Linked DNA regions of Homo sapiens: region 2 is linked to region 1. A link is an interaction called in ENCODE POLR2A ChIA-PET data of the cell type or tissue named here. Cell type or tissue: PC-9. All regions are shown on one strand. Links, peaks and the distances in the headings refer to the core of each region. The heading gives the core; the rest is flanking DNA.

Region 1 (9,595 bases), core at 1,590-6,589:
ACAAGTACAGGCAACAACAACAACAAAAGAACACAAATTGGATTGTATTACAATTTTAAAATTTTGTGCATCAAAAGTACTATTAACAGAGTAAAAAAGGCAACCCACAGAATGGGAGAAAATATTTGAAAATCATCTCTAATAAGGGATTAATATCCAGAATATAGAGAAAACTCCTAAAACTCAACAACAACAAAAAACAACATGATTTAAAAATGAGCAAAGGACTTGAATAGACATTTCTCCAAGAAGATATACAAATGGCCAGTAAGTACATGAAATGATGCTCAACATCATGAATAATTAGGGAAATACAGATCAAAATAACAATGAGATACCACCCCACCCTTATTAGGATGGCTACTATTTAAAAAATAATAATTATTATAAGTGTTGGCAAGGATGTGGAGAAATTGGAACCCTTATGCACTGTTGGTGGGAATGTAAAAGGGCACCACCAGTGTAAAATGGTGGTTCTTTAAAAACTAAAAGTAGAATTACCATATGACCCAGCATTTCCACTGCTGAATATATACACAAAAGAAGTGATAGCAGTATCAAAGAGATATCTGTACATCTGTGTTTATAGCAGCATTATTCACAGTAGTTAAAATGTGGAAGCAGACCAAGTGACTATTGGTGGATGACTGAATAAGCAAAATGTGGTAAACACATACAATGGCATATTATTCAGCCTTAAATAGGAAGGAAATTTTGATATATGGTATAACATGGATGAATCTTGAGGACATTATGTTAAGTGAAATGAGACAATAACAAAAAGGCAAATACTGTATTATTCCACCTATATGAGGTACTTAGAGTAGTCAAATGGTGGTTGCCTGGGGCTGAGCAGAGGGAAGAATGGGAGTTATTGCTTAATGAATACAGTTTTGCAAGATGGAAAGACTTCTGGAGATGGGTAGTGGTGATGGCAGCACAACAATATGATTGTACTTAATGCCACTCTACTGTACACTTAAAAATGATTAAGATAGTAAATTTTGTGTTATGTATGTTTTACCACAATTAAAAATTGTGGTAAATAAACAATAAAGTTTTTTTAAATGTTGTCTCTGTACCTAACATGACTAAGCACCCTCCTATTCTCCTTCCCATCACATCTCTCCTAGATTATCTTGGGCATCTGAACCTAAGCAGGTGCAATAGTTTCATTTGATTGCCCCCTTTAAGTCCGCTCCTTGTTGGACTCATAGTTACCTTTACCTGCTTACTTCTTGATGATCACTGGGCTGAGCTAGGAATTCTGCCTACTGCTAGTTCCTGTGCTAAAGATAAATGTAGTATGAGGAAACAAACTCACCAGCACCCTGGCAGGATCCTTCAGCCAGCCCACAGAGCAGTTGTTGCCCATTTGTCTTGGAAACTACACACTCATATTTTTAGAAAGGGACAAACAGTTTCCCTGAGCTAGATCAAAATTCAACAGGGAAGCGGAGGTAGAGAAAACCCCGTTCCTAGCTCCTGAAGACTGTGAACCAGACTTGGAAACGCCAGGCTAACCCAAAGTAACCTGGGAACATTCAGCCTGACCTGGGTCAACCGTGATACAAAGGAATATTTAGAGTCTTGGCAGGAAGAGACCTGATAATTCCATAGCCTTCCTTATGGATCATGGCTCCCCATTAGACACAGAATAAATTCAGATTCTTCAAGCTGGTATTCAAAGCCTCCCGGGTCTGGCCTGCTCACCTATCTTCCCTTATTTCCCAATCCTTCTCCTCTCTATATCATTACAGGGCTACACTGCAAACTCAACTATGGGTCTGATATAGTTTGGACAAATGTCCCCACCCAAATCTCATGTTGAATTGTAATCCCCTGTGTTGGAGGTGGGGCCTGATGGGAGGTGATTGGATCACGGGGGTGGATTTCTCAGGAATGATTTAGCCCCAGCCCCTTGGTGCAGTTCTTGTTATAGTGAGTGAGTTCTTGTGAGATCTAGTTGTTTAAAAGTGTGTATCACTTCTCTCCTTCCTCTCTCTTGCTCCTGCTCTGGCCATGTGATGTGCCTGCTCCCCCTTCACCTTCTGTCATGACTGTGAGTTTCCTGAGGCCTCCCCAGAAGCTAAGCAGATGCCAGCATCATGCTTCCTGTGCAGCCTGTGGAACCATGAGCCATTAAACCTCTTTTCTTTAGAAATTACCCAGTCTCAGTTATTTCTTTATAGCAACGTGAGAATGGACTAACACAGGGTCCAAACTCCTTGGTTTGTCCTCAGAATGACTGTACTTTATGCTCTGTGATACTAATGATACATGGAGCTGGATTGGGACAGACAGACATCAAAAGGACTAAAATTAACTCTGAGTCCTATATACCTTCACTGTTTTTCATACTATCTCAAGCCAACTTTTACCTTGTAAACCAAAAAAAAAACAAACAAACAAACAAAAAAAAAAAAACTCTAAGGCCCCTCAACCATCTGAATGGACTTTCTCAGCCAGGGCACTTTTAAAATTAAACCTGAGGCATGATGGGAAGTGGGGTTGGGCATACCTCATTATACCTTTCCAGCATTAACATCAACACAGACTTTAAATCTGATAAGAAACATTTTATGGCCAGGCGCGGTGGCTCACACCTGTAAGCCCAGCACTTTGGGAGGCCGGGGCGGGTGGATCACGAGGTCAGGAGATCGAGACCATCCTGCCTAACACGGTGAAACCTCGTCTCTACTAAAAATACAAAAAATTAGCCGGGCGTGGTGACAGGCGCCTGTAGTCCCAGCTACTCAGGAGGCTGAGGCAGGAGAATGGCATGAACCTGGGAGACGGAGCTTGCAGTGAGCCGAGATCATGCCACTGCACTCCAGCCTGGGTGACACAGTGAGACTCTATCTCAAAAAAAAAAAAAAAAGAAAGAAAAGAAACATATTTTACAACCTATTCTCTCTGAAGCCTACTACCTGAAGGCTTCCTCTGCAAATAAGAACTTTAGTCTCCACAATCCTTTGTCTTAACCCAGACATTTCCTTTCTGCTGATCCCAGGTCTTTAAATTCAACCAATTGTCAACCAGAAAATTTTTAAACCCACCTATAAGAAGCCCCTGACCCCCACCCCACCCCCCACCACCCTACCCCACCACTTTCAGTTGTCTTACCTTTCTGGACCAAACCAATGTATTTCTTAAATGTATTTGATTGAAGTCTCATGTCTCTCTAATGTGTAAATGTCTCCCTAAAATGTTCTAAGCTGCACCCCAACCACCTTGGGCACATGTTCTCAGGATCTCCTGAGGGCTGGGTTATAGGCCACGGTCACTCATATTTGGCTCAGAATAAATCTCTTCAAATATTCTACAGAGTTTGACTCTTTTCATCAACAACCCAGATGTGGGTTCTATCAGGGTGCTGCAGTTTCTATCCTGTGTTTTTCACAGATCACCTTTGATCATCTCATTATTTGAAATAAATACAATATGAAAAAGTTTCAGACTTGGTCAAAGTCCAAAGACATCTTGATTGCTACAAAAGCAAAGGAACCTAGATAATTGAGCTTATACTGGAGTGAATCATTTAACATCTGTTTGTTTTCATTATTTTCCTTTAACATTCTTGTGAGAACTATAAAGTGACTTAAACCTGAATAACCAGTTTGACAGGTTTCTGTTGGGTGGGGACAACTAAAAAAAAACACAAAAAATGTTCTTTAATCTCTCCAAGCCACTTTTGATATGTAAAAAATTCAAACCAGTTGTTATACTTTGCTCTGGTGCCACAGTTATAAAAGACAGGTAAGAGCATAACATTGGCACCAGTCTGCCAGGAACGAATCCTGGCTCTACTGTTTACTAGCTATGCAACCTTGGGAAAGTTATCTAACTTCTCTGTGCCTTGGTGTCCCATCTGCTAAAATGATGATAATAATAGCACTTACCTCATCAGATTGTGAGAGGATTAAATTGATTATCACATATAAACTGCTTAGAACATGCCTAGCATGTAGTTAAGCTCCCAGTAAATATTAGCGTTACAATGCAGAGGATTTCTGAAATGGGGAATCGATCTAGAACTAGTCAATGAATTTGTGAGTCTCCTTTGTGAAACAGCAGCATATGGTCTTAAGTTGGTAATATGAGAATGAAAAACACCTTCTCTTCTCTTAACAGGTTGATCTCTCTTGAGCCCTTAACTGGGAATCCCTATCTGTGCTTAGTTCCTAGCTTCATGATCTTGGACAAGTTAATTATTATCTGAGATTTTTCCAGGTTTTTTTTCAAATGTAAAATGGGGATAATAATTCCTACCTCCCACAGTTGTAAAGGAGGTAAAATATGGAGAGTGCCTACTGCTGTCCCTGGCATAGGAGGCTTCTCTTCCTAACTCCTTCTAATCCCCACCTTAATTTTAGTGAGGACAGGTAGCTTAGAATTATATTTTAAAATATATTTCCCAAAATGAAACTTATTTCTATTTTATTTATTTATTTATTTTTTGAGACGGAGTCTCGCTCTATCGTCCAGGCTGGAGTGCAGCGGTGCGATCTCGGCTCACTGCAAGCTCCGCCTCCCGGGGTCACGCCATTCTCCTGCCTCAGTCTCCCGAGTACCTGGGACTACAGAAGCCCGCCACCACGCCCGGCTAATTTTTTGTATTTTTTAGTAGGGACGGGTTTTCACCGTGTTAGCCATGATGGTCTCTATCTCCTGACCTCGTGATCTGCCCGCCTCGGCCTCCCAGAGTGCTGGGATTACAGGTGTGAGCCACCGCGACCGGCCAATTTATTTTTATGTTTATTTTTCAGGAGGGAGGATGGCTGCTGGTCCCCACCCTGTCCCTACTATCTTACTTTAATTTTACTATTTAAATCAGGCAAAGAAAAATTTTTTTTGAGAGACAGAGTCTTGCTCTATTGCCCAGGCTAGAATGCAGTGGCACAATCCTAGCTGGCTGCATCACTGCAGCCTCAAACTCCTGGGCTCAACTTCTCTTCCCACCTGGGTGTCTTGAGTACCTAGAACTACAGGAACACACCGCCATGGCCGGCTAACATTTTTTTTCCTTCCATAGAGATAAAGGTGTCACTATATTGCCCGATCAGGTCTTGAATTCCTGGCTTTAAGTGATCCTCTCAACTTGGCCTGCCAAAGTGCTGGTGAGACAGCCAGGTGGGAGGGGGTCCCCGGAAAAACTCCAACCAACCTGCGCCCTGGGGTGGAGTCTCGGGAAGTTCACGCTGTTTGCAGCGGGGAGGAGCCTGGCCGCCTCACTTCCTGTGTGGAACCTAGGATTCCAACCGTAAAGCAGGAAGCATTCTAGCAGGGACTCTGGCCTAGCAAGAGTCCCTGTTTCTTCCTTTTCTTCCTTTTCACCCAGTACAATTCTGTCTTACCATTCAAATTGTCTGCAAGCCTGAATTTTTGTGGCCATGGGACAAAGAATGCCATCTTTAGCTTCACAAAGGAAAAGTCCTGCAACATTTTTGACCCCCAACATGGGGCTCAAGAAGCGGTGAGTGAAATGACTCAAAACCTCTCACTGTTGCTCCTAAGCCTTTTCATCCTCAGACTTCTGAGAGTGGGGGAAATCATGCCCACACCCCCGCATTGCTCCCCAGCCTTTTCATGGCCTTTTCTTTCCTTTTTCGGGATGGACCAGTGAGCAGCGGCTCCCCTCCACCCTCCCCTCCCTGCCTGGGCTGAGACACATGGCCCAAGGTGCCGCGGGCAGCTGGCTGGTGTTTTCTGCCACACACCCTGGGCCTGAAAGGCCATCTCTGACCCGCAGCAATTAAACTTGTCTCCCTGGTGAAGGAACCACTTGAATAAGAATAAGAGGTTCTTCCCCAGGCATTTTTTAAACTTTTTTTCTTTCCTCTTCTTCACCCCATCAGTAGTAACTTTTAAAGTTCTTTTCCTTTTAGAAGATGCTTTACTAAACCAAGCCCCCCCCAACCAACTATCTCTGTTTGTATTATCTGCAAAGTTTTGGTTCTGAAATGAAGCCTTCATCTGGTTTTACATATTGGGGGCACTGCCTGTAACTGCTTGATAGGGCTTTGTTCAGCAATCCTGCCTTAGGGGATGAGCCTGCTGTGGTTGGTATCTGGATGTTTTCCTAGCCCTGTCTCTTAAAGAACCCCACCCGGGGACTGGGTTTTCTCCTGCCTGGCTGTTATATGTGTGTGTTATATGCTTGTCAGTTACATATGTGTGTGTGTGTGTGTGCGTGTGTGTGTGTGATGTCTGTAAAAAGAGCTCTAATTAATTTGGCCTAAAGAAAGACAAGTGCTCAGATCTAATATTTTTTTAAGGGAAGATAAAAGCTGTGATGCCTTTCAGTTCACGCGACTTTAATCTTTGAGAAATAAAAGCAACCTTAAAGATTATTGGTAAAAACAGATGTCATTAAAATGTAAATAGGTGGGCTGCATAATGCAGGTCAGATGCAAGGTTTGCTAAATGTTTTAAGGTTACAAACTGCTTTTTGGGTTTTGAGAAATATGACTTGCTGGCTTCACAGCTGGTAAGGCCTGGGGACACATGGAACTAACCACACCCTTAATTAAGAAGGCAAAACTTGGCTGCAGTTAGCACACAATTAGAACAACTTACCAGGTTTTAAATTAACGTTAAAAATTCTAGGAGTTACCATTACAACATGTAATTGAGACTACTGGAAATAGATTTACATGCAAGGTGTGTAAGAACGGTAAAATGTGGTTTTTTAGTAAAAGGTTATAAGGAAGCATGGAAATGTAAATTTTTGCCTAGGGTTAAAGGATTGTTTTGAGTTAGATAGGAAAAGCTGAAGGTTCAAACAACTGGTGCAAGAATTATGGAAATTAATCTTGCAGAAGAGGTTCTCTGTGACCATGTTAACTAAATTCAAAAGGGTTATTAAAGGTTTTTGCTGCTTTAAAATTTCTGAGTCATCATTTTGGCAAAATTGTTTATAGTAATCTGGAACACTATTTCATAATATCAAATGTTTTAAACATATTTAACAGCCTTCCAAAAATCAAACTTAAGTTTCATAATTGTCTTTTCTGATACCTGGCTTTTAGATAGTCCAGAGGGCCCCTGAAACATCCAGAAAAGAGAGGCAAACGAGATGATTTGACATGTCTAGGTAAATGAAATTGTCATAATGATGTTCAATCTTGTTTAGGTTATATTTTTGTGAGTAATATTAATACATGTTCCAAAACTGTATGGGACTTTCTAAAATTCTAATGTCTAAGTTATGCTACCAATCATAATTAAGGTTGTTATGTTAACTTATTGTAAACCACAGAGAAAACCAAACTCCTTTGTCAATTGTGTTTCCAAGTGTAACTACCCTGGACATTTTTGCTATTCAGAGACAATTGTTGTCTTGTTTTAATCCTTTTCAAGAGATGATTTAGAATAAGCCGTAGAACTGTAACAGGTGCTCTCAAATACAGGCTTCTGATAACTTTGGAGATTGTGACATTGGAATAAAGGAAAATGTACAGGACTCATGAAGAGCTGAAATGTTCACGAATATCAACCAAAGCAAGAATTAACTAAATGGACTGAACTCAGAAAACTAAAGCAATCTTTTTGACTTTTGCTTGGAATATTGCTCATCCTTGTTTTGTTTCTCAGAGTCAAGGAAACTTATTTTGAACTATTTATGGCCTTTAATAATTAAGCAAGGTATACTTCTGTAACCAAAATTTGAAGCATGTTTGTTTCTCTCTGCCTGGTTCCTCTAAAATTTGAAAACTATCTGTGAGTATTCATAACTTATGGCAATATAGTTGTTTACATCAGTGCAATAGGAATCCACTTCTCTCTTGCAACGGGACACAATTGGAAAAACTGGTTACTTTACCAAGTCTTTGACTGGAAGGGTATGCTTTCCTTTAAGGAGTCAATCTTGACTTGCAGCGCCAATAAAATCCCAGTGGGGAAACTGGCCTCATACCCTTGTTTACACAGTCCCTGCACAGGGTTCCTATGGTCAGTAAAGAATGCCACTTTTAACAGGTCCAGGAACTCCAAGTTTATCTTGGAACCTTAAGAGGAGAGGATCACCAAACTCACAGGTATTTGAGGATAAACCCATGCCTGGGCTCAGCTTTAAAAGGTCTTATCTGATTCCTTGTGGAACAAACTTCCATCGAAGCCAATCCGAAAGGCCTTTGCGGAAATAATAATTCTTGCTGTACTTTATGCAAATAATCAGGCCAAGTATAAAAATGTAAAGTCTATTTTGCAAACAACTCAGTCCTGTCATGATTTGTTTGTTTGTTTGTTTTTAACAAAAATGAGGACTGGCGAGTGAGAAATCGTGTTTCAAAACCTATCATATATTTGTCATTAAATTCTAAACTCACTAGTTGTTTTTAAGTTTTTACCTACATTTTAAGACTAATCCTACTTGTTCCTGTGAACCAACCGGCAGTCTCCAGCTGCAGCTCAGAAAGAACAAGAGGGATGGGTAATGTGAAAATCTGGATCAACATTCTAATTCTGAGGAATTATCCTGAAAACCCTGCCAGGTGATGGGAATGAATAGGATGCCCATCACTTGGACATTTCCTTTGGGAAAATAAGACCAAGGGAGCTAACAAAAGCCAAGCATCATGCACCCAAATCTTAGCAAGCATAACTATAGCTATCAGTCATCTGGGTGTGTCACAAGACATCCTTTCCTCTCCCTTATTGGAGGAGGACTCAGTTCTACGGTTTCACCTTAGCATGCAGCTTATGATAGGGAGTCCATGCAACTCCCCTGAGACACATTTTTGTTCCAAACTCAATTCCAAGCTTTGGGTCAAAGCCCTAGGAAAGAAAACTGGATCTAAGGGATCCAGAGGTAGACAACAACAGAGGTTAAAAGGCACAGCACAGGTGATCGTGGCTGATTCCTGCCAATTAAGCCATGCCCAAGCTTCCTGTTTGATGGATAAAGGCCACGTTAGTGTCCATGGCATAAATGAGGTCTAGGGAATTCAAGGCTACTGACAATAAGGGAGATAGGGCATATGTGGGTAAGAATGGCAGATTTTCACCCCCTAAACCCCCTGCTTCATGAGTGTAAGTCATTTTAACACCTATGGTGGTGACTGCCAAGGTCGCCTGGACTCGGGGATGGAAGGACAGAAGAGGGAAAGAGGACGCTCTTTCCTCTCTCTCTCACATACCCCAGATATCTGCTAGGAAGAGAAGGGAAGCTTCAAACTGAACTTTATAATAATTTTATTGGGCATAAACTCTCTTGAGCAGAATCCAGGTGTTGAACAGGAACTGCTGCAGAAAGAAGCACAGGAGCCATGGCCCATCGTGTGGGCAGACAGGGAGGGGCAGGTGAGGCCTGAAAGTGATGCTTGCTTTCTCAGCAGGGAAGCTTATAGCCTGGGGCAAGGTCTGAGTTCTCCCTGGGCTTCCTGGAGATTAATTTGCCACTGTTAGGAGGGCACAGAGCGAGCAAGACCAGCCTCACCAGCTGTGTGGGAGTTGAGTTAGGCCTATTGTTACTGGCTTTCCCCCACTTTCTTAGTGAGAGAGGTGGCCATAATCCCCTCTGGAACATAACCCCATTAGCCCAAGAACCACCCAGCATCCCCTACAGTGGCCATAGCAAGCCCTGCCCAAGGAG
Region 2 (9,595 bases), core at 3,109-8,108, 59 kb before region 1:
TGAGGCTTCAAAGATACATGCATATTTAGGAACAATTCTTAACACATTAAAGGAAGTGGTTTGGTGGGCAAAAGTATAGGAATAGGAGTTGGGATAAAAGGAGAATGAATAAATAAACAAAGAGGTCCAGGGTGGGGTCTGGATTCTGCTTTCCTAACAAGCTGCCAGTTGATACTGGTCTGTTGGCCTCACTGTAAGTAGCAAAGAGACTAAGGAGTAAGGTGAACTCAAACCTTGCAGGCTTAAAGAGGAAGTGAGGAAGAATGGAGGGAAATATGAGGGAGGAAGGAAGAGGAGAACAGGCAAGTTTTGAAGGGTGGAGTCAGGGAGAGTCCAGGGCAGGGGCAGCGGGCCCGGCACACAGAAAAGGGAAGAGCCCATGGGTGCCATTGGCAATCTCTGCTTCCTCCAGTCAGACCTGCCGGACCACGCCATGCACTCCAGCTCCTCACACAATTAGATACAATTCAAATAATTGTAATCATGAGTGAAAGACTCCCAATTCCCACCAGGTGCACACTGTTACTAGAGAGAATGTAAGCCAAATTTCTCCTCAGAGAGATCCTCCCCAACCAAAGTTGGCCCTTGCCCTCACTTCCGCAGGCCTGCCCCCTGCTGTTCTCCATCCCTGCACCCCATTAATTGCCCATGTCACTCTCCATATTATCTTCTTTGATTAAAGGTGTGTTTCCCTCACTGGATTGTAAGCTCACAAGGGCAGGGAATTTATAGTTTTCTCCCAGTGACCTATAGGGTGCCTAGTGTCCTACACGGTAGAGGCTCAAAATATGTATTTATTGAGTGAATGAATAAATGAATATCAAGAATGGTCAAGCACTAGCATGTACCACCAAAATATAGGCTGTAAATGTCCAAGAGATTTTTTTAAAAGCATTGACAGTTATCTTCTTGGGAGAGAATGAGGTAGATTAGACCAGGACAGATCTAGCAAAGCCACCATGAGGGCAAAGTTTGGGGTGTCCCTTTATCTCGTTTCTTGTCTTCTTCCTCTTTTTGGTATTATTCTTTTTTTTTTTTTTTTTGTGAGACAAAGTCTCACTCTGTTGCCCACACTGGAGTGCGGTTGGCACAATCTCGGCTCACTGCAACCTCCGCCTTCTGGGTTCAAGTGATTCTCCTGCTTCAGCCTCCTGAGTAGCTGGGATTACAGGCATGTGCCACCACACCTGGCTAATTTTTGTATTTTTAGTAGAGACGGGGTTTCACCATGTTGGTCAGGCTGGTCTCAAACTCCTGACCTTGTGACCCGCCCGCCTCAGCCTCCCAAAGTGCTGGGATTACAGGTGTGAGCCACTGCACCTGGCCTCAGTATTATTCTTTAACTGCTTTCTGATTCCACCCATCCACCCAACCACGGAACTGTAAATATTGTTATCTGTGAACATTTGTCAAAAAGAAAGTTGATGTGTCACCAGTACCTTACAGTGAACTTGTTTGATATTTTAAAATCAGTTTAGAGGGAGGACAAACTAAAATAATGCATTTTTTTATTGATATGTCATATTTGTACATTTTTATGGGGTACATGTGGTATTTGTTACATGCACAGAATGTGTAATGATCAAGTCAGGGTATTTAGAGTATCCATCATTCTATGTGTTGGGAACATTTCAAGTCCTCTCTTCTAGGTATTTTGAAATATATAGTACTTTGTTACTCTGGCGTCAAATATTACAATTAATTCCTTCTATCTAACTGTCTGTATTAACCAACCAACCTCTCTCTTTATTCCTCCCCCACCCCCTACACACCCTTCCCTGCCTCTGGTAACTATCATTTTGCCCTCTACCTCCACGAGGTCAACTTTTTTAGCTCCCAGATATGAATGAGAACATGCAATATTTGTCTTCCTGTGCTTGGCTTATTTCACGTAATATAATATCCTCCAGTTTCATCTATGTTGTTGCAAATGACAAGATTTCATTCTATAGCCAACTTAGATTTCATTATGTATTTGTAAACTATTCATCCAACAAGGGACAAATATCCAAAATATACAAGTAACTCAACAGCAAAAGAACTAATAATCCCATTAAAAAGTGGGCAAATAATGCATTTCTAATGTAAGAATTTTATACCCTGCACACCTACCTTGGAGGGTGATGGGGGAAAGCAGGGCTTCCCCACCTCTTCTAACCAGAATGTGTAATACTGCCTATTCTGCCCACAGTGAAAGCAGGCCCTGTGAGCACACCATTGCTCATGCCCCAGGAGAAAATTGAGCTAAGTCACAAAGAAATGCAATAGACCAAATTCATTTTTAAATGTTCATTTTTAAAAATGTTCACCAATGATAAAAATAAATTCAAATATAAACAATATATTTTAATAGGGAAAAAATTCAACCTTTTTGGAGGCAACTTAGCACTCTATATCCAAAAACCTTAAAGAACAAGACAGAATAAACAACTATGTGAGTGTGTGTGTGTGTGTGTGTGTGTGTGTGTGTGTGTAGCTGCATGTACATATATCCTTTGACATAGCAATTCAACTTCTGGGAATTTTGGGTGAGTAGAGGCCAGAGGTGATACTAAATATTCTACAAAGCACAGAACAGTCCCTCACAACAAAGAATAATAAGAAAAATTCGATCCAAAACATCAATATTGCCTGGGCTGAGAAAATCTGCACCAGAGCATGTGATCTCAGGGAAAGCAAAGAGGGAACACAATGCCTTTTACAGTCTAGTTTTGGAATCACACATCGCTACTTCTGCTACATTCTATTCTTTAGAAATAAGCCACTAAGCACAGCCCACACTCAAGAAAAGCAGAATCAAGCTTCATCTTTTGAAGGAAAGAGTATCACAGAATTTGTGAACATATTTTAAGACAAGACCAATCTGTCCTCTAGCCACAAATTACTTACATTCTTTTCATATGTAAAATATACTTACCCCCACAGCCCCACCCTTACAAAATCCTCCCATAACCCCTTTACAGCATCAGTTTGGAATCCAGAATGTTAGAATCTGAATCAGGCCCAGGTACAGATGAAACTGCTTAGATGTACTTCCTAAGTACAATTATTCTAATGCATTTCCTTTCAATCTGAAGACAGAAAGGTATATGCCTATCCCTCCCACCCCCACCCTCTGTAACATCACCCAACATATAATAGTAGAACAGACACAATATAATCACCATATACAATCATATTCCAAAAATAGGAGAAAAATAGAGGCATACAGGAGTCACTGCTCCATGGCAATTCTGTAAAGCAGCCAAGGAAATTGTAGAAGGTCCTCAATTAGAACTTTGTTCAACTAGGAATAATTCTGCATGGCCTTTGTTTCCACTTTCTTGGTTATGTCCTCTGAGTCATCTGTTCTATAATGGAAGCACATATGTGTAGCTGAGAAGTTCTCTCAGTCTGCTTTCTGCCAGTAGAACTATGGAGATCCAGAGGCCTCTTTTCATTTCATACTGTCTTTGTCCCTTTTAGTCCAAGCTGGCAGTTTTTATTCCAATACAATTCTTTGAAAAACTTTACAGATTTCCTGTGACTCTTATTGGGTCCATGCCATTTTTCAAAAGCCAAATCTACAAATCAATTCAAGATAAGCCCTTCTCTACCATGGGCTTCTGGTGAAGAACAACATCTTCAGCTTCTTAGAAGCTTTATTTGTTTGATCAAAAGAAACTGTAGCACACCTAAGAAAATTTTAGGGAGCCTTTTGTCTAGTTGAACAGTACGCTGAGGCAACACCTTTTATCTTTCTGAGGTCTTAACAAAGGATTTAACAGTTACATCCTTACATCCTTGGAGTCTTCTTTAGACCATGTTTTCCTGGCAATGTCCTGGATTTTGTCTTTGCCCCATATCATTCCTTAATTTAAACATTATCTGCTATCCAAGAGGCTAGACATTTCGAAACCATAAAATCCTGGTTCCTCTTTTTAAGCTGTCCTGCTTTAGCTTATCTATTTCTTCTTGCATTTTGCTGTAAGCAGCAAATGAAAACCAGGCAGTATCTTCAACATTCTGTATGAAAATCTCCTTCGTTAGATCATCCAGCTCATCAGCTGCCTTTTCTACATTCCATGTGGGCTAAACTTTTTGCTATTTCATAACAAGGAGACTGTTTCTCCCACTTTCCAATAACATTACCTCATTTTCCTACAAGCTGTCACCTCCTCAAAGGCTTCTACTAACAGTGTTTTTAAGGCCCTTGAAGCTTTTACTAACAGTCTTCTCAAAATTTTCCAGCTTCCACCCCACTACCCAGTTCTTCTCCCTCCCACACTTTAGGTTCTTGTTATAGCAGCACTCCACTTCCAGGTAACAAAATCTATATTAGTTACCTATTACTGCTTAACAAATAAATCTTAAGCTTAATGGCTTAAAACAACAAACATTATAGTGGTTTTTGTGATTCAAGAATTCAAGAGCAACTTTGTGGTTCTGGCTCAGGACCTCCCGTAAGACTACAGTCAGGATGTCAGCAGGGGTTGCAGTCTCATCTGAAGACTTACTAGGGACTGGAGGATCCACTTCCTAGATGGCTTGCCCCATGGCTGCTAGAAGAAGGCTTTAGTTCCTTGCTATGTGGGCCTCTCCATAGACAACTTTAGTGTCCTCACAACATGGCAGCTAGACACTCCCAGAGCAGATGATCCAAGTGAGAACAAGAAGGAAGCCACAATTTCACCTGATGTGATTGGGACTCAGAAATCAGGCATCATCACCTTTCCCACATTGTCTTCATTAGAAGCAAGTCGCTAAGTACAGCCCACTAACTACAGTCACTAACTACACTTGAGTGGAGGGAATTAGACACCACATTTTGAAAAAGTATCAAATAATTTGTGGACTTTTTTTTTTTTTTTTGAAACAGAGTCTTGCTCTGTCGCCCAGGCTGGAGTGCAGTGGTGTTATCTCGGCTCACTGCAAGCTCTGCCTCCTGGGTTCAGGACATTCTCCTGCCTCAGCCTCCCGAGTAGCTGGGACTACAGTTGCCTGCCACCATGCCCAGCTAATTTTTTGTATTTTTTAGTAGAGATGGAGTTTCACCGTGTTAGCCAGGATGGTCTTGATCGCCTGACCTCATGATCCACCCGCCTTTGGCACACCAAAGTGCTGGGATTACAGGTGTGAGCCACCAGCCTGGCCAATTTGTGGACATATTTTAAAACAAACACAAATCCCCAAATCAGGGGCTCTTTGGAATTTTCTAAAGAAATATGTCTTGAAACTGTTGAACTGGGAGAGAGAGAGATAATTGACTGTTTAGTTTGCTAAGTTAAGACATCATTTGAATTCACAGGTTTTTAGGATACCTTATGTGAAGCTAGAACATTGTTTGGAAAAAGTGAGACCCTGAATCCTGAAATGGGAACATATGGGAAGATACGGTGGGCTCCAAGTACCCTAAACTCCCAACCCTATGAAAATATGCTACTCAGATCATCTGCTGCAGAGAGCATCATTGGCTGGTGGACCAAATTGCTGCCTCCCTGGATCCTCCACCCTCACACTGAGGCCATGCTTCTCATGGGCTACCCCTAACCAATGACTGAGCATGCCAGAAGCACCAAGGTAGTCCCATTCTGGCAAGAAGTGAAACTCCTCCTCTAGGCAACTTCAACTTGAGGACTTCCTGCTGGACTGGCGAAACCTTTATTTGAATTGTGCTACAGTCCAAGATTCTTCTTACACCAATCTTCTTTCCTTCCCTTATTCCTTCCACAGATATCAGACAGGCATCACAGTCTAAAGCTCTCTCTATCTTTTCCCATTCCTTCCTTCAGTAAAGCTCAAGAACATCTATTCCCATCTTGCCATTGCTTCTTGGCACACCTGAATTAATGCAGCCTTCCTCGTCAGAGAAAATCTCCCTTCATGATGAGGCTTTTTCCATCTTTCATGAAGACTCTGTAATGTTATTCTTTGTGGGAGTAACCTTACTGGAGGTAGGGGAAAACAATTCTCTTCATTCTTTGCTCCTAACATCCCTCATTGCCTTGAATTCTATAGTCAATAAGGTGCTAGAGACAGGTTGTACCAACTCACAAAGGTCAACTGACAAATTTTCAAGAATTTAGTGAGCTGATTGCTAAACACAACCATTATTAAAACAAATTATATATACTTACAGTTAAATAAATGATGTGAAAAACAAAGATAATTACAAACTCATCACTTCCTAGTTGACAGCTTTTTATTATTATCTATGCTGCTCAGATTATTTATATGTATTATAACTGGGTGTTGGAAATACTCTATAATGGTGTGTCTTTGAATTTTGGAGACCAGATTTAGACATGCTGTTTCAGCTAGTTTTTTTAATAATCTGAGAGGTTGCCAATTTTGAGTGCAGCCTGAAGCAAGAGTATGCTTTCTCACTGGTCCAGGAAGCTCTGTCTTCTGATCCAGTGGATCCAATGTTATTGAAATGCCTGTGGCAGACAGGGCTGCTGAATGGAGCTTTGGAACATCCAGCACAGGCTCTGAGAGTTTTGCAGCCAAGCCACGGATTCTGTGGCATGTAACTTTTCTCCTTTTGAGAAACAGATTTTGGCTTGTTGCTGAGCACTGGTAAATACAGCAGCCTAATCTCATGGCTAGCACTCATCATAAGCTGGGGACTATCTGATTCACCACGCCATAAAGTCAGCTAACATTTAGTGTGTGTGCACAGTGTGCCAAGCTCTGCTCTAAGTACTTTACTTGCAACATTTCCTTTAATCCTCACCACATTTCTGGGAAATAGTACTGTTATTGTAATCATCCCTATTTTAGATGAGAAAATTGAAGCAGAGAGAGGATAAAAGCAATTTGACCATAGTCATATATCTAATAAGTGGCAGGACTTGGTTAGAACACAGGCCCCCTGGCTTCAAAGTACACATATTAAATTACCAAATTGTATTGCTTCTTATGATCAAGTGAAAGTTTCCTACATAAGATTGGGCTTGAGCAGAAATTGAAGACACAACAAATTGCATGGTGTTCCCACTCCTACCACATTACCATTTTTTCCTCAGCCTACACCTCTGACTTCATGGTATGTTCTCTAAGTCCAACTGACTAGACAGCAACCAGCACAATATGACAGCACCAGCCACAAGTAGACTACAGCAACATTATAGGCCAACTTGAGGGTGACCCTGAAGATCAACAAAGAGGAATCTTCCAGAAGGCAGAATTTTAAGCATTTTATCTTGCTGACCACTTTGTCTGAAAGGAGAAATGGTATGAGGCACAGATATCACCAGTTAATGGTCATTAGCTGACGGTGTAGCTCAGCAGCCAAGACATGGAAGGATCAAGAATGCAAGTCTGGTGACAAAGATGTTCAGAGGAAGAGGTATCTATGGGATCTCTGAGAATGAATCCAGAGTATGAGGATATTTGGTTCTTTGTGAATGCCACCCAAAGGCCCCCACTGGAGAGGAAGTGCTCAATAGTCAAGAGAAGAGGTTGACCTGGCTCCTGCATGCCAACTCTCTCCTTTCTGCAGGCACTCCAGTGTTGCCCAATGAGCGAAGTAGGCATAGTAGCAGAATCACAGGCTACACGGGGGTTTAGCAACTTGGATTTCCCTCATCAAACCTGATCTGGCCACTGCTTCTGTTAAATATTTATTTGTCCAGGAAATAAAACTAAAGTCCCTGATGTGAATTAGGTTTGAATGGAACAAAGCCAGGAACAATGTGCCTGGGGAAAGAAGTGGATTCCCTCCAGACTACCACTTCCCGTAGCCTCTGCTGCTCAGCACCTGAAAGCCAGACTGGCTTGCAGAGGATCAGCTCTCCCCTTGGTGCTCCCTTGGACTTCCAAACATGTGGGCACTTTAATGAGTTGAAACATTAAGAGAGTTTGGGAAATGCAGCCATTAGTTTTCCAGCCTCTACAGTAGGAAGGCAAGCTAGAAGGAGGTCATAATGGTCGTTGAATGAGTGGGTTCAAAGAATGTCCCAGACCTCTTCCATTATCATGAAAGGGGCAGTAATTTATCTTTACTGGAATAGTAACTTATTCTGGATTGGGATTTGCTGACCCTGCCTAACAAATTTCTGCCCACACCAACATTCATTATTTATTCTGCACCAGCAACCAATATATGCTGTTTTTCCCATATTCAGCATACATGGGTGTAGCATCAGGAGGAGCACCTCCTTCAGAACCACTTGCAAAACTGTTACTTCTTAGCCCCATGAACTGGGCTCTGGTGATTTAAAAGCTTGAGACAAGGTGTCTATCAGTAGAAAAAAAATAATAGTTCCATTGAATTAGAATCTGAGACTGCCACCTGGTCATTGTATGGACTCTTCATGATCCCTGAAGAACAAGAAAAGGAGAGAACTATATGAATCATCAACAGCAAGTGAAAACTGATTGACAGTAGAGTCATGGAAATCAAAGGACCCCTTGGAGTTCTACCTAGTGTTGTCATGTCTACTAATAAAAATGTCCTGGCTGGTCAGGACCAGCAAGACTCAGGCGCTTTGTGAATAAAGGTTTAGGTCACTCTCTTAAATATTTTGTAACAGTTAAGGGACTAGCCAAAGGTGAAAAGAATGTGAAATGGGAAGTGGAGAAGGGAAATTATATATAGGAACTATGGCCTCTTGACCAGTTGTAGAAATGAACACTGTTGCATCTATCTGCATTTTCTTCCATGTCATGTATATGCCATTTTTTTAAGTTTCTTCCTCTTGTCTCTTTCTCCACAAAGGGTGTGTTATTGGTGATCAAATTTACTATGTAGTCAGTTCAGCATACAGATTACTGAGATGAGGTCATCACAGACCCAGAGGATGAAATGCCAGCCCCCAGGGATTTTGTATTTGAAGGCAAATGCAGTAATGGATACAACTTTGAACTCATCACTTTTGAGAACATGATTGTGTCCTCTTCTGCAGGAGGGATGGTTGTATTAATTAGAAAAAAGGTTTTTTTGTTTGTTTGTTTCTTATGCTTTTTTCTTTATGAAAAAAGTAGATATTGATATTGGGCATTCAAGAGGCTAGTCATCTGAACTCCATATTCTAAGAGGCACCTGAACCCCCTGACCTATGGGGGCAGAGTCCCCTTACACTGTAGGAGCTAGAAATGCCATATACTACTTTTCTTTGCCTACTTCACTCATAGGCATGGATCTGGCTCCGCCAGTCAAGTGCCTCATCAGAGACCCTGAGATGAGTAGGCAGAACCCACACTGGGCATGGATGCTGCTGCTGGGTAAGGTGCTGGCACTGGTGTTGCATCTATGTTCAAAGACAGCAGTGGAGGTGGCCCTGGGGGTAACTCCAGCATCCGATGATGGTGACTTCTGTGCTGGTTGCCATGTCTACGCCAAGGGCATCAATAGAGATGTGTTCACCAGCTCAGTTTTGAGGCATGAATTCGGGTATTGTTCCTGGGAGGGCAGACTCAAATCCGAGCCTCTGTCCATAAAGATATTCTGTGGATCAAGATGAAAAGCAGAGGATCTCGGAAGATGAATAGGAACAGCTCCTATCTGCAGCTACCAGCAAGAACAACGCAGAAGGCGGGTGATTTCTGCATTTCCAACTGAGGTACCCTGTTCGTGTCATTGGGACTAGTTAGGCAGTGGGTGTGGCCCATG

Evidence for each region. ChIA-PET counts read pairs that join two places held together with the same protein. Peaks named below come from ENCODE experiments on the same cell type or tissue, not always from the same donor. Only the 100,000 strongest peaks of a DNase experiment are listed, where the experiment ranks them.
Region 2: POLR2A ChIA-PET joins it to region 1 with 6 read pairs; 3 of 35 experiments call an interaction of 5 or more read pairs at or near these places.

Annotation. Positions count from the first base shown.
Region 1 is chr4:76,230,184-76,239,778 of GRCh38, reverse strand. LOC105377286 (a long non-coding RNA gene) reads left to right here. Exons shown (of 3, transcript XR_938897.4): 3 at 1-1,073. It also overlaps a transcript of SCARB2 not described here and a transcript of FAM47E not described here. Among named protein-coding and RNA genes, the nearest start is that of FAM47E, 17 kb to the left of the region's middle. RefSeq lists an enhancer at 5,007-5,883. In PC-9, for the core only: no CTCF peak of the experiment used is centred there; a DNase peak (open chromatin) is centred at 3,608; H3K4me3 peaks cover 578 bases; H3K27ac peaks cover 1,337 bases.
Region 2 is chr4:76,290,923-76,300,517 of GRCh38, reverse strand. The region is part of intron 6 of FAM47E-STBD1 (FAM47E-STBD1 readthrough); the gene reads right to left. Among named protein-coding and RNA genes, the nearest start is that of STBD1, 11 kb to the left of the region's middle. In PC-9, for the core only: no CTCF peak of the experiment used is centred there; no DNase peak of the experiment used is centred there.